Regions from separate parts of the Homo sapiens genome. Here region 2 is linked to region 1. A link is a loop called in an ENCODE intact Hi-C map of the cell type or tissue named here. Cell type or tissue: heart left ventricle. All regions are shown on one strand.

Region 1 (8,000 bases):
TGTCCAATCCCTCACACTCTCAGGTGAACTAAACTATTGAGAAGTCTGCATTTGCTACCTTCTGACAGTACAGTATTTTAGAATATTAGCTTTGAGGAGATGGATGAATTAGTCAGAGGTAAAGCTGATTACTATTATTTCAGTGTGGTCCTATTAATGCAGGGAAGAGAAATACTCAATTTTGTGGTCATAGAACGCACACAGATCTCTCCACGGTCATCTTACCAAGCTGCCTCAGTCTCCCAGGGTGCTTTATAACAGAGTACAGATGTTTTAGTACAAATCCATCACCACCACTCAGAAAAACCATGTTAATCAGAAGAAACATCAAAAGCATCAGCTTGGAATCCCAAAGGAGCGGTGGCAGGTGCAGGTAGTGTCACTGCCTCTGACGTGCTGGGGCCGCATTCAGAAGGGATGCTGTCTCTACTGGCAGGCAGAAAGCACTGAGGCCTGAATCACTTGAGTGAGCAAAAGTTTTATCCGAAATATTCAGATAACTTGGGCAAAAGCAAATGTTTGGTTTAAATAGAGTAGATAAGAGACTCAATTTTTCATTTTGCTTTTGTAGATAGGACTGGGTTGATCAACTCAGGAAGAAAGGGAACAAGTATATCCTATTTAAGACTCTAAAATATTTGCCGAGATTTACTGCTATTTCCAAAGAGTCACATAAAGACATGTTGGATATAAAATATTTTATATCTTTAATTGGACTCTAAATTCCTACCATGTGGGGATTATCATTTTTTAAAATTCATTCTATACCTAGCATATTATGGATCACATAGGGACCAACCCGGAATTGTCTGTGAAATAGAATTATTGAATAATTGCATTTACGAACGTCGTCTTCTTTTGGAAGAATATTTCACCTCCTCCATGTCTGCAGATAAAATGCTGATGTGCTTTTTTCTCTTGACATCCAAAATTACAAGTTAAACAAAACAAAACAAAAGTTTGAATGGAGTCAACACATCCAAGTGAATTGAAAAAAGAGATGATATTGAAGTCAGAACAAAAAATGTTTTGTAATTTTAAAGAAAACATAAAGCTGAAGCAAAGCAGCAATAGAAAATGCAACAAATAATCAATTTTTCCCCCACTGAATCTAGGTGCCTTTAACATTGTCAAAAATCACACCAACACCAGTGATACACACAATTTGGATATATTTTGTTTCAATGATCTTTCAGCAAATATTGTCTTGAGATAACTCCATGCCTTGTGACAGTTCTATGATCATTTAAAACATTAAGCTTCAACCAAGGTCAGAGAACAAAGAGAAATGCAAATGCACATATTTAAAACTAACAATGAATCTCACCTTCCAGGAAAAGGATTGCACTTCTACTAGTATAATGGAAAAGTATAGACAGGAAAATATGGTAGAAGCTCCTCTGTTCTCTCTCTCTCTCTCTCTCTCACTCTCTGTCTGTCTCTGTCTCTGTCTCTCTCTCTCTCTCTCTCTCTCTCTCTCTCACACACACACACACACACACACACACACACACACACACACGCCATACTTTATTTTAAAAATATACAGTGAATTGGCTGTTTGGAAGTAACAGGCATCTTAATCTGATTTCACCAGAGTTTTAGGGAATGATTAACTCTTACATTTGCAAAATTGAGTTAGAATGTTTAATACAATGTAATATGAAATTGAAACAGATGAGACTTCTTCATAAATTAAGTGCCTGGAAGATTTGGAAAACTTCTGAGAGAGACATCGTGTGAATTTTTCCTCCCTGCATGTCCGCACTGCAGGTGCAGAGTGGGCAGATAACACATGGAAGCCAGTGTGGCCCTATTTCCCCAGTGTTCACAGGACATGGGGCACAAAGGGCCAGCATCTTTTCGCTGTTGCTGCTTGCCATATTTAGTCACTGAGATCTGGAACGGGCCTGAGGAATGCTGAACTGAACTGTTGCTTATGTCATTAAAAACTCAACTAGGCAGAAAGCTAGGAATGGAGCAGTTGACAAAGATAAAGCCGAGAGCTCTGTGGCTTATCCTTAATTAGGTGTTGGCATTGGTTCTTGTCAAACAAGGGGAAAGAGAGTGTGCTGTAGCACACGGACGCACACAGACAGCCCTAGTCACAGTTGGAGAGAACACAAAGTGCATTCAAGCTGGCATTGAAAGGGATTTAGATAAGTACTCGAGGTAACAAAAATCGAAAAAGGAGGATGATAGCAATGGAAGCTTTAGATGAATTGCAACTGAGTGCACCTTTATTACAGCTTATCAGTCTCCAGACAGCTACAAACCAACCTTCCTAGTGCATTTCTCTTCGTGCTCTCCTGGATTAAAGGTCAAAGTAACTCAGATTTATATGTTCTGTCGCGCGGTCTCAGTCTCTCCCGTTGCTCACGTATATGGAGCCCATATCCCAGGGATTTGGTATCCCTGGCATGAAACTTTGCTCCTTGAATGAAGCAAAAGCCTTTCCTCATTGAAAAGGGTCCATTTTTCTAAAATAACTATCTCATAGGAAGAGGTTGCAAATAATGCAATATTAAAAGATCTCAAAGATGCTACTGGCATAAATACACACATGGCAACGTGCCAGCTCTAATCGTTCTTGTCCATAATTATGGTTATATTTTGCATCGATCTGACATATTCAAAAGCTAATATTCTGGTTTATTAGAACAGAGTCTATATGTATTCTCAACATACACAAAAGCTGTGTGTTTTCATAATATGTATAAGCACTTCAGACGGTAAGCTGTGCACATTGCAGCTAGCAGATGGTAGCTCTTATCACAGATAAAAGCACATATATATGTTTCTGTAACTACACCCTCAGAGAGAACGGATAAGAGAAGAATTCTCTCCACATCACAGCTTACATTACCCATCTACTTAGGCAGCAAACAGCATATGTTTTACTGCTGTGGAAAGGCAGTACTTGAGAGGAAAATATGATTAAAATAAACTTAGAGATAACCTGATGAATAAATACAAAAAACCCCTCTGTGTTAATTGAAAGTTAGGGTGTGTGTGTGCATGTGTGTGTGTGAAGGAAAGGATGTCTTAGTACATTCAGGAAGTAAGAAAATAAAGAGTACATCTTTCAGTGTTGCCGGGTAGAATGCAGGATTCCCAATTAAGTCAACTTTCAAATGAAAAATGAATAATATTTTAGTATAAGTATATTCCAAATTGTGCATGCTCCATATTCCATGCAATATTTGAGACATTCTTATACTAAAATATCATGAGTTGTTTATCTGAAATTCAAATTGGAGCCCCCTAGTCCCCCACACATCATAATTTATTTATTTATTTTGCTAAATCTGACAACCATAGTTTTCAGCTGCTGTTATTAATGGTTTTAATCAGTGTTCCCAGTGTTCCAGGTGAAAGGACAGCTATCAACAGGCAAATCTATTTTGGAAGATATGATTTCAAATATTTGTATGCTTTTTCTGTTCATACAAATCCAGCAAGGATTTTGAACATTTATCTGAATGATGCAGTCAATAATAAAGCTAGTATGGATAACTTAGGAAATAGATCTCCCCGCCCCACATCCCCAGTTTTAGATTCTGGTTTGGAACTATTTGGATAATTATTTCACTTCGGCTATACAAGCTTATCTTTTTTCCCCCATTTATGAATTTGATCTATTATTTTAGACTAAGATCTATTTGCAGTCATAAAATAGGAGACAGGCTTTAAACACTCTACAAGTACACATTTGTATTCTTATGGTGAGATAGGCATTCAACTGGAAGGTTAAATGGAGTTCAGATAATTTCTTTTTTTATTCTTTGCTCTGGCTTTTGTCTCATGTCTTTCAGCAAAAGTGAATAAAGATGTCTCCATTTTACACCAAAAGATTCAATTACTTTTCAAATGCTGGGTCAACATCTGCAGATGAACAATCTTAACCAACGTATTTTGATTCTACACAAACTTATGTGACACTTTTGTTTTCTCTCCAAGAGCAGAGAATAGATTCAAGCCTGCTATTCTGAGCTGGAGCTTCCACTGCCACTAGCACTGAACTTTTGGCAGGCAGCCAACCAATCTCTGTAGCCCAGTGAAACTGATTCCATCTGCTCCAGCAGTGCAATATATTCCACTTCAGGTCAAAAGCGGGGAGCCAGCAGTATTAACATTACACTAATCTGTAAAGACATTTTCACTGGGCTAGATAGGCTAATGTTACACAGGCTTTCAAAGCTTCAAGGGTAAGGAGCAACAGTAATTGTCAGGGGAAGATACAGTAGGCAGTGGATTCTTGCTGAGAATATTCCAAGATAGTCTAGATGAATGGTTCTAAAGAATGAAGAAAGAAAGAAAGAAATACCTTTTAAAAGAGACAAGTCATTTGCTATCTTGTTAAGCAGGTATTTCAAACACAGCTTTGGATCATATGTTTAGCAATTATAAACTCTATTGTCCTTTTTTTTTTCTCATTTACTCCTGTATCCCCAAAACTTCTTAAGCACACACGTTTACACACACACAACCTCAAAGCCTATTAAATAATTGATGAGAAGTACAATCTCTATTTAATCTCTATTTAAAAAACCTAGCTGGAAATAAATTGCTTAGTATAACCTTGGTGTTATAAAATGAGAACTATTTCCAAGCTCTTAACAGATTTGTTAAATAAAAGTGAGCATGTGGCTAACCCCTCCTCCATCTTCTCCTCCCCCTCTACTTCATCCCAGCTACCCCTCCCTGCTTTTCTGTGGTTTGTAGAAAATATGCATAGTTTGGGGATACACAGCTCTATAATCAATTGCTCTTTAAACATAAGATACCAAGGACTTTATTATAGGCCCTTAATGGAAAATACACTGAAGGAGAATACTCTGAAAGCAGATTAATGTATACGATGGAAATTTAATACCAGTAGCAGAAAGGGTCTTTTTCATTTCCCTAGTTCTTTGGTTGGGGGGAGAAAGGTAGTTTAAGATTCATGCCTTCAGGCACATCAGAAGGCATTAACAACTACATTTCAGGAAATTGTAATGTATAAAAATTCAATTTAGCCTGCTTGATTTTCTTTTAGTAGAAGAGGAAAAATGTTTGGCTGGAAATAAACCGTATGAAAATTCCCACAATTAGGAAGTATACAGCTATGTTTTTGCTATAATTTGATGTTATGCACAGTTGACGTGAAAAATTACTTTTGTGCTAGAATGATAGATTTCCCTCTAGATGGAAATATGCTATCTCTGTAATTTAAAAAGTAACAAAACCCACACATAATTTCAGTTTTCTTTCCTTACAGAGTAAGTGAAAATCTAGGGTTATACAAAGTTTTCACTTATCTTCCTCTTTTTTAAACTTAAATATGAAAGCTGTTTGGAAATTTGTAAAACTATTGGGCTTTTCAATCTCAGAAAATAATGAAGTAAATTTGGCAAGCATTTTTATTGTACATATTTAACACTTACTCCCTCCATTTATTCCTTGTCATAAAAATTTGGCTATAAAAGGAACTAAACTTACATAGAATTGAAGACCTCCCCTTCTTTTTTTTTTTTTTTTTTTTTTTTTTTACAGTTCTCCATCTAAATGGAAAATTCACACAGGGTACAGGCTAATGAATATGCATGAGTCTTCATGCATTGATATACATATGATTTCTCGTCTATAAAGAACGGTTTGGAAGACTTGTTATCTGACCAGAAAAGCCTGTAGTAAGTTGAGATAAAGGATGCTGACTCCAATCCCCTCAGCCTTTGCAACTGCTTTATATTCTAATCACTGCGCTAAGCATCTGTCCCCGGCAGGCAGCTTGTTCAATCTAGCAGATAACGAATGCAGCCCAATGGTGGCTGTGCTGGCCCTTCCCCACGCACGCGAGGAGCTAGTGTTCCATTCCTCTGATTACACAGGCAGCGGGAAAGCACTCTCAGAGCTGTAATTGCCTCCGTTTTGAAACATCTTCACCTGTTAGCCAAAGCTAAGTTGAATCACAGCAGAAATTATTAACAGTGGCTGTTTTCAAGCCAGCTTAATTTGAGCTGATGCTGCTGTTCACTTAACCCAGATGAATAGGTGTGCAGGACGAGAGTCTAAGCAGAGATGACACCCCAATGAATATTCGCTCGCAGCCCTGCTGCGGGGAGCTGGCTTGCACAACAACAGACGATTGTTAAAAAGCTAAGGGGGACTGGGGCGTTGGACGGGACTGGCTCCTCTTCAGGCACCTCTGTGCTCGTGAGAACTTCCTGACTGATGGCTGCTTTTAACAGCTAAATCATTTTTTCAATTAGTTTCCACAAATGTTGGCAAACACAGACTGTTTTTGGGGTTGTGCACAATGGTGTGAGAAACACTACCCTGCTTCCAGAGTGGCCAGAAACACTCTTTTTCAGAGAGCTGAACAGGCATTAAAATTTAATGGTCTGCTTTCATTTTCTCCGCAGTGTGCTTCAAGATGATTATAAATTACAGCATTCTGCTTACTTTTGACGGAATAAGTCATGTATCAGCATTTGATTTAGAAGCTATGTGTGCTTGACATATGAAACACATCTTGCAGATGTGATTTATCACAGAGCTCTTTTTTTTTGTTTCAGGACAAAATAGCTGAACAGGAGGCTCACCATTGTGACAGTGACCGCCATCCCCACAGTGGGGGTATGGCTGTGGCTTCCGAAGATTGAATCTTAGGAGTCTGAAAAATCTGAATTTATCTCTATTTTTCAAGTTGAGGAATTCTTTTGTTTTTCAAAGCTCAACATGATTCCTAAAGATCTCACTCTTTAAAAAAAAAAAAAACAAAACTGCTGGGAAAAGATGGGCAAGGCATTACTAAATATGGGAATTTTCTCCCAAAGTTAGATGGGGTGTCACAGAGCAAGACATCCCCCTGTAATGCCAGGGCAATTTGGGAAGCTGCTGGCTTATAGGGCCTCTGATGCAATATGACTGGCTCAGGAGGCAGGTTGAGAGCAGATGGGGGATTTGTCATTTGGATGGGTATGAGACTAGAGGGATGGTCTATAAAGGCAAAGCCTGATTCTGCTGTCAGCTAGTATATTTCTTTGCCTCTGAATCTATATCTGCTGGTGAACTGAGCTGCAACATGGCCAATCCATTCATTTCAGCATCTCTTTAGCAACAGCTCTGATGACTGTCGCCAAAATAGTTGTGTGAGGACCCACACTGATCATGAAATGATTTAACCAAACAATCAGCTGGGCCATGCTTTATTTACCAAGTCTGACTAATAACTATAACAAAGCTGCAGAAATCCTAAATATTATTTCAGAATCACATTTCCCGTAGAAGGTGTAACTTGGAAGTATATTCCCCTTCTTTGTCTCCTACTGCATCCTTTGCATCCTTATAAAACCAAATTCACGTTTCACCTTACCTCTTCTGTGTAGCTTTATCAGCACCTCCTGTTAGTTATTCATGGCCTCTTCTCTTTGGACAGTCTATTCCAGTACTTGTGACACCGTACTGTAATTATCTGTGATCTTTCTTCCTCCCCCTATGTTATTCTGTAAGACCTAACTCTTAATCATCTTCCTCTCCTCAGTCCCTAGTATACAGCCTGACATAAAATAGGCTCTCAATAACATTTTTAGGTGAATTAATGTTGAATGAATATATAAATGAATGATTATTTCAGTCAAAGGAATATGTGAGAGTATATAGCAGGCCTGGTAATAGTCCCTTAACATCTCTTTCTCCTTTTCATATGGGAAAAGAAATCTCAGTTTTTAGCTGGGCACGTGGCTTCCTGGAATTAAGACTTTGTTTCTCAGCCTCACCTGCAGCTAGGCATGATTATTTTCTAGAATGGGTCAATGGGATGTAGGTGGAAGTGGTATGGTAATTTAGGCAGTGTTCTTGAGCACAGCTGGACAGAGACTGTAATGGCTGCAGCTCTAGCAGTCAGTTTATACTCCAGGGTGTTCTTGGGATTGAAAGCCCTGTACTGCAGAACAAGATTGAAGGAATTGGGGGTTCTGGTACCACAGAGAGCACACTAACCCTGGCCTGATTACTTA
Region 2 (8,000 bases), 150 kb before region 1:
TTTAGAACTCAGTTCTTACGTTCTTTAGGAGTAGTAATATGTACCCAAATTTTAGCTATGATTTCTAAAAAGTGAGAGAATGTTGGCCTAAGATGATAACAGAATTTAGCACTGAAAGAAAAGTTAGACAGCAGTCAACGCAGGGCTCTGAGAATGGTGTTTTCTAATCTACTTTGTGAATAATGAGCTCATAGGCAAATAATTTTGGGAAAACCCCGAGTAAGTAAACTAACACAATTTTCTTTACAATATAAAGGTACATTGCAAATCTAAGGAGGGAGATATGGTAATTAGTGTTTCCTAAACTTATTTCACCATACAACTACCCTTCGCATGATGATATTTATTGAAGTTCTCTTATAAACAGTGTTTTACACTGAGAATGCTGAATAATTGGGTCACAGTGAAGGTCTAGGACTCTCAACACTGTTTATAATGTAGTAAGCAGATAAGCAGATGTTTTATCTGAACTGCTTTGTACAGAATAAGACAATTTACTTAAAAAAAAAAAAAAAAGAATCTCCCGCCTTCACCTAAGTTTGAGCGCTTCCCACCACCCCCCACCCCGCCCCCGCCCCCAGCAAGCCTGCCTTTCCCCTTGGGAATACACTGTCAACAAAACACAGCAATGAAATCAGCTTCATCACTCTTAGTATCTCTTCTCCCTTTCTTCTGCAGTAAGATAATACCTGCTTTTTAACAATGGACTTCCAGACTAAAGGTTATATATTCTAGCATAGTAGCTGTTGTTTCTCAGTGTGTAGTACAATTAAGGGCAGAAAAATTCAAATTGGTTCTTAGGAATATGAAGAGATGCCTTATTAGCAGAATAAAAAATATTAACACTTGATAATTCCCAGAAACATAATGGGCTCATGTTTGACTGCATTTTGAATCCCTACAGCTCTCACATCTCTTTAATTTTTTCTACTGTTGTTTCCTGCATTCACTGAGTTAGCATTTCTCGAATATGCTTTGGGCTCTGTGTTTACTATGACAGATATGCCATGCTTCTTGTTGGGGGCTGGACATGGTGGATGACATCAGTCACACAAACTGTTGATTATAACGAGTAGTATGTGCAGTGATGCTTTATGCAGGGTACTATGGGAGCACAGTGGCACTCTTATTCTGATTAACCTTGTCACTAGTAAGTCATTTTAAATTCTCAAGACTTAGGACAGTGTTTCCTACTTTTGTTTCCTCCACACAGCATGGAACAGTTCTGGGAACACAGCACTGATAAAACTCTTAGGGATGAATTTACCTATACCTGTGTTTCAGCCTTGTGATCTGGTGAGTATTCAGCTAATTTTCTTGTGGTCTTTTCCTCCCTTTGTTAGGCAAAAATTATACAAATGTAAACCAGCTGAGTTTTACAGTGTGGTTTGATGGCAGCAAGTTTGAGAGGGACAAAATACCATTATGACCACCTGCCAAAATTTCCCTTTGCAACCAGGAAAGCCAGACCCTGACATGCAAAGCCTCTTGGACATCTGGAATGAATTCCTTTTGTTATGTGTGTATGGGTGCTTTCCAAGAAAGGGAAGTTCCAGATTTAAGAAAGGAGTGAGAAACTTTTATCAGGAAAAATTATTCACAATTAAGAGGTACTTTGCTCTAGCTGTGGGTCACAGGAAAAGTTTACAAATGTCCAGTGAATCTGCTTCTTGACTTCTCTGAGTTCTGCAGTCATAATGAATTGTGTTCTTCCTTAGCTCTTGACAGAAGTCACCCTCTAAAGTTAGATCTGAGCAAAGAGTCTTAATTGGCCGATAGATCCCAAGTGACTTTTGGTTCACATATGGAGAGCAGTTTTGTTATGTCAAATCCCAGCAGTTTAGCTTTGTGTCTAACTCTGGATAAAAATGTTGATATTAAACTGGTAGCAAGTAAAAGCAATTCTAATTTTATGTTGCATAAACTAAAGCTCCTTCTTTTGACAAAAACTAAAGGATTTAAAATTACTTCTTGTTGATGTCTCTATAAAACTATGAACCTTCTAGAGGCTCCAATATATCGAATTACATACACATGTACATTCACACCTACAGAAGTCACCTATCTCCCTGAATGAATTTATGTTTATGTAACTACTTACATACTTGTGCCCAAAGGCTTATATTCATGAATGGAAATGGACCCTAGCTGATGGTATTGAGCAGTAAAATTTTATGTGAGAGTTTTGGGTCTTTGCTGCTGAGATAGGAATCTTGCTGAATTTTAAAGGTGACTAGTTAAAAGAAATAAAACATAGTTCACCCTTTCAGTTGGAGGAGAACAGAGTATTTAACAATAGGTTTCCTCTTTGAACTGATGTTCCATGGGAAGAATGGCTGATAATAAATGGAAATGGTGGCTCGAAGAATGTTGTAAGTTTACTTCCTGAGAGAAGTCATTTAGAATCTATCATTTCTGAGGCAGATATAATTTCACTGATCCTTTTGTCTCTTTATATTCTTTTGTCTCTCTATATTCTTTATATCCTGCAGATTTGGCACTAGTTACTATATTTCTTTGTGTTGACCCTGGTCAAATGAGCTTGAGCTACATTATTGTTGTTTCTTGTTTTTCTCTTCTTTTTTCAATGACTCACATTTTCACTAGATTAAGAATAATATTAACCTCTTTTTGGTGTAAAGTATAGCACTGTGACATGTAATATCTCATTGTAACTGAGCTTTGCAATATATTTGCAAGGAAAGTAGAGGTGGTAGCAATATCTCTGTTTGGCATATGAGGAAACTGAGGCTTAGAGAGCCTAAGTGAATTTCCTAAGCTTTCACTGCCAGGACCAAAAAGAGCTCCAGCTTGGTTCTCAGTCTCATATTTCAGATGCTTTTTCCAACATACTTCATTGCTTTTACTGGGCAACTGGCTTTCAAACATGTGGTGTGCACAGTTGGTATGTGTGGGACATTCAAGTGAACTTACCTAAAGGCAACAGAATAATCATTTGGAAGGACTGACCCAAATAGACACAGCTCTCTACCCGTGTGAGCAGCAGGTTAGAATGTGGGCAGGCAGCCCAGAATGTGTCTCCTCCCGGGCAGACAGACAGGAATCTCTCTGGAGACTGGCCAGGAGGCCAGAAGGTCTCCCAGAGACTCAAGAGGGCTGCCAGGAGGAATCTATAATGATTCCATTTTAGGTTTAAAGGACATTATAGTCACAGCAGGCGTATCTAGTACTATACATGATGCTGACACAAATGCACATATATTGGCGTCTGATGTAGATAGATGATATCTTGCTGTGAAGGGTGAACGAACAGGCAGTTTTCTACTTTTAACTTTCAGTCAAACCAATCAACATAAACCAGCCAGCAGCGTATGTGGGATGACAGATACTTCCAGATCTTTGCTGATTGCACTAGCCGGATAATTAATTTGGGCATAAGTCATGGTTGGACTCCTCTGCCACTGCATGTTCAGATTTTTCCCACGACTGATTGTGGCAGAGGCTGCTAATTTTCTACCCAACATCCACTTCGTTCTCCTTTTTCAGTAATAGGACTCTGTTTTTGTAGAGGACAGCCAGAGTATAATTAAAAGACCATTTTCTACATTTCCACTTTGCAGCCAGGAGTGGCTGTGTGGGTATGTTTTAGTCAGTGAAAGGTTAGCAGAAATATGTAGGACTTTTGGGAGATTTTCTTAAAGAGAAGTGGATTGACCTCCCTTCTTGCTGCCTGGAATGTGGGTGTGCTCTAGAAGCTATCTTGTAAGTGTGGTGACCAGGCTGCCATCGTAGGAATCTAAGAGTAGGGGACAGGCAGGAGCTTGAGTCATCCAAAACTCCATGAAGCTGCTTTGACAGTCTTGGCCTGCTGACCTCCAGACTTATTTTGTGTGTAGGGAAATATGCTTCTAGCTTGCTTAATACGCTGTGGTTGTTCGTTATATTGCAGTGGGGACCTTACACCAAGTGATGCCTAGATGGGCACATGGTGCTAGAAGAGATCTAAAATGCGATAAAAATACAGGTGAAAAAAGATTTTAAAATATAAAGGAAGAAATAATTTGGGGTCTAATAAGAAAAGAAGCGAGTGATTGTAGCTGGGTGATATTTAACTCCGCTGTTTTCCAATTCTTTCTGCTCCTGCCCTTTGCCCTACTCTTTAGGCACCACTGCCCTGATGGCAGAAATGATACAGAGAGCAAAGTGTCAAATTACTGGCTTCCAAAGGTCTGTGTAGGCTCTTAATAGTCTATAGAAAATATCATAATGTTTTTAACTTACGTGACTTTATTATGGAGAATTTACAACTCACTCAAGAGTAGGTGGAGTTGTATAGTAATCCTCTATACTCGCCATCCAGTTTCAACAACCATTCATCCTTGGTGAATCCTGTCCCATCTACACCTGCATCCACTTCTCTCTTCTCATTGCTTTTAAAATAAATTTCATATTTTGGCATAATTTTAGATTTATGGAAAAGTTGCAAAGATAGGACAATTTTCACATACTCTTTACCTATGTCTCCCTATCTTACGATTCCATGGTACGTTTGTCAGAATGAATATGTTAGTATTGATGTGAAACTATTAATTAAATCTAGACTTTATTCCTATTTCACCAGTTTTACCACTAAAATTCTTTCTCTTTTCTAGAATTCAATCCAAGATACTACATTGCATTTAGCCCCTTGTTATTTTGAAGCATATCCCAGGTATCAAGTAGTTTTACCTTTAAGTATAGTTGGCCCTCCATATCCATCAGTTCCACATCTGTGGATTCAACCAACCGCAGATTCATTTTTTTTTTTTGTTAAAGATGGTTGCATTTATACTGAACGTGTGCAGATTTTTTTTCTTGTCATTCCCTAAACAATACAACTATTTACATAGCATTTACATTGTATTAAATGTAAATCATCAAGAGATGACTCAATGTATGCAGCAGGATGTGAGTAAGTTATATGCAAATACTACACTATTTTATATCAGGAACTTGAGCATTTGTAGATTTTGGTATCTGTGGGCGTCTTGGAATGAATTCTCCAGGGACAACAAGGGACAACTGTATTTTAGTATACATCTCTAAAAGACAAGGACTCTTTTGCTTTAATGCAAATACAAAGTAATCATCACACCCCCAAAATAGCAACGATTCCTTAATATCGTCAACATCAAATCAAATATTTTCTTGTAAATGTCATGTCCTTCTTACACCTTTTTTTTTTTTTTTCTAATCCTGGATCCAAACATGACCTGAACAATAAGATTAGCAAATATGTCTTTTAAATATCTTTTATTCTATAGATTTCCCCTCCATTTCTCTCTTTTTTTCTTTGCAATTTATTTGTTGAAGAAACAAGTTTGTCCTGCAGTTTTGCCATCCAGGTTTTTCTGATCATATCCTTGAAGAGTAGGTACCTGTGTTACACTATGCTTTGCATTTTCATAAATTGACTGTAGAGATTGATCGGATTTATTCATTTACTTATTCAGTGAGTTTTGGCAATAATATAGGAAGTGGTGGGTTTTTCCAACAATAGGCACATACCATACTGTCTGGTTTTCTCTCTTTTTGGTGTTTGTGGCTGTTAATGTCCTCTGTTATAGAGGTTGCAAACTGGTGATATTGTAATTCTAACATTTCTTCTTCATTTATAAGCTGGAATATTTTTTATAAAGATCATGTTTTCTCCATCCACTTATCATTTGGTTATTGTGGTGCACACCATAGAAGAAGGCAAAATAAATGCTGATTTTTTATATACCTTATTTGTCACTTCTAAAAATAATGAGTTGGTTCACTATTAGCATCCTCCAATGTTGACCAGATAATTTAGAGTTCATAGTCAAGAAAATAAAGTGTTTCGTATGTGAAAGAGCAGGTGCTTGAGACAGAGTGTTTAGTATTCCCAAAATTTGTAGCTTGAGAGAGCAGACACCAAAACCCAGAGAGCTGTGAGCATGGAGAGAGAGACAGAGAGAGACAGAGAGAAGGAAACACCTAGATACATTTGGTAGAATCTGAGAGCTACAGACTTGGTGCCCCTGCTCTAAGCTATCCTCAAGGCCAATCTGGTACTGGAGCAGCTGGTATTGTCATGACAGTAGCCAATGACTAAGGCAGGCACTTAGTCAGGGAGTCCCAAGGACAGCCTCACTATGAGCCCAGAGCAGTGCAGAGAAGGTGGGTGCAAGCTCCTGAGTCCCAGTGGGGGCTCAGAAGTGCTGAGAGGACCAGCAGGCTGTAGGAGGCCTGTGGTTGTATGCGAACAACAGAGTTTGATGAATACCAGGTTGAGAGAATTTCACATCTAAGTCCAGGTGGGCAACCTATACCTGCACAGAAGCTGATGGGACACAGAGTGGCATGCGAACCAGACACTAGAAAATAGAGGCCCAGAGGAGAAAGAAAGATGGGCCTGGGGATAGGCCAGCCCTGAATTTGATCCGTTATTGCCCAGAAGAGATTATTTTCATTTTTTCAGAATTGAAAAAACTTAGCTCAGGGTTTCCATTTCCACACATTAGCAGAAAAACTATCTTTCCAATTCAAAGTTACATTCTAGTAAACTGATTTCACTTACATAGACATAAAGAGAGTAAGATGACTGCCCATCTAGGACTGTAAATTTAAAACTCTAGATAAGTATAAGCTCTTTAATGTTTGAAAGAAAGGGAGTCATCGGGGTGCTTGAACTAGTCACTCTGCCCTCAGGGAAGGAGGCAGAGAATGGGCTGGCCCCAGGGTTATGAAGTGGGGTAGAGATGGAGGGTGGAATAGGAGGGGCATCCGTTTAGGGTTCTGGCTGCTTTTCTCTTCAAAGGTTTGCTTCAAACACACTGGAATGTCATGGGGACTTAACTTGGTAAAGTAGTGCTCACCTAAGAAACCTCTGGAGAAAGTTCTTAACTGGCATTGTTAGACCTCACCTCAAATCATACCTCCCTAAATCCTGTATTCGTGTGTTGGGAGGAGCGTCAGTTCACCCTGCAATGTGTGTAGGGGGCAGTTGGATTTATTACTGTTATTTGCAAGATTCAGGTGTGTAAATTACCTTATATTTTTCTCAGCTCTATCTCCCCATCTGTAGAATGAAGGGAATTTGGCCTAAGAACTGGACAGGGTTCACCATGAGTCCATAAGTCTCAGGTAGCTGCCTCATCTACAGCTGTCATATTAAGTAACGTAGCCCAGGGGCACTCTTTCTTGCACAGATACTACAGCTACTGCCACATTGTATTTAGTGATATAAAACTTTCCCCCCAGGGGAGTAGAGAACTATTGCCTGTAGCATTTACTCCTTGTTCAAAGGAATTCTTTTTGCCCCTCACTCCAGCCATGGAAGTTTCACTGGACCGGATACTCTCAGTGCTTGGTCACATGATCCTTCCAAACAAATAAGAATTTTTTCTTGAGGCTTTTTTGTTTATTTTGTTTTCTTATTTACAACAGTGGGGACAGAATATTTTTCTCTGTTGATAGAACTGGGAAAATGTAAGATATTGGTAGTAGTGGGTATAGCCTTGAGGAAAAATTTCTCATGCAGAGAACCACAGTAAAGAGAAACCTAGAGAACCCTGTTTCATCAGAGTCCTGGTTCCTGTTAACTTCAGGCCTTTACCACCACCTTTACTGAGATTGGGAGATGCCAGACAACAAAGACCTCTTTTCATATGAACTAGATATAACTTACTTTCATTTGTAGTCAAAACAGTATTAATTAAACTAGTTAATGGGATCCAAAAAGCCAGTCACACATGGGGTAGAAACTGGGGAGGCCTGTAGAGTGGCTTAGTGTGAATTCCTGGCTCACCGCAGTGCTCCTTACTGAATGGCAGAATACTGGCCCTACTTTCACTTGGGAAAAAAATGAATTCTAGATAAACAAAAGAAGTGGGCCAATTGAGTTCAGGTTCCTTCCACAAATATTTTGAGCTACTGTTCTGTTTTTCCACGAAGTCCACTGTGTATCCCAGTCCTCTCAAAGCTCTATGACTAAGTAAGATTGCATTACGTAGAATTCCTTTTATATTCTTTTT

The links. A loop is a pair of places that touch in the nucleus more often than their neighbours do. Peaks named below come from ENCODE experiments on the same cell type or tissue, not always from the same donor. Only the 100,000 strongest peaks of a DNase experiment are listed, where the experiment ranks them.
Region 2: it touches region 1 in a loop (3-fold over the local background); 5 of 110 quality-filtered maps call a loop at or near these places.

What each region holds. Positions count from the first base shown.
Region 1 is chr5:125,194,700-125,202,699 of GRCh38, forward strand. All of the region lies in intron 4 of LOC101927421 (a long non-coding RNA gene), which reads left to right. Among named protein-coding and RNA genes, the nearest start is that of LINC02240, 290 kb to the right of the region's middle. In heart left ventricle, no CTCF peak of the experiment used is centred here; a DNase peak (open chromatin) is centred at 4,042; H3K4me3 peaks cover 1,151 bases; H3K27ac peaks cover 1,893 bases.
Region 2 is chr5:125,040,944-125,048,943 of GRCh38, forward strand. It overlaps LOC101927421 (a long non-coding RNA gene), which reads left to right. Exons shown (of 6, transcript NR_109882.1): 2 at 1,214-1,296. Among named protein-coding and RNA genes, the nearest start is that of ZNF608, 300 kb to the left of the region's middle. In heart left ventricle, no CTCF peak of the experiment used is centred here; a DNase peak (open chromatin) is centred at 3,038; H3K27ac peaks cover 846 bases.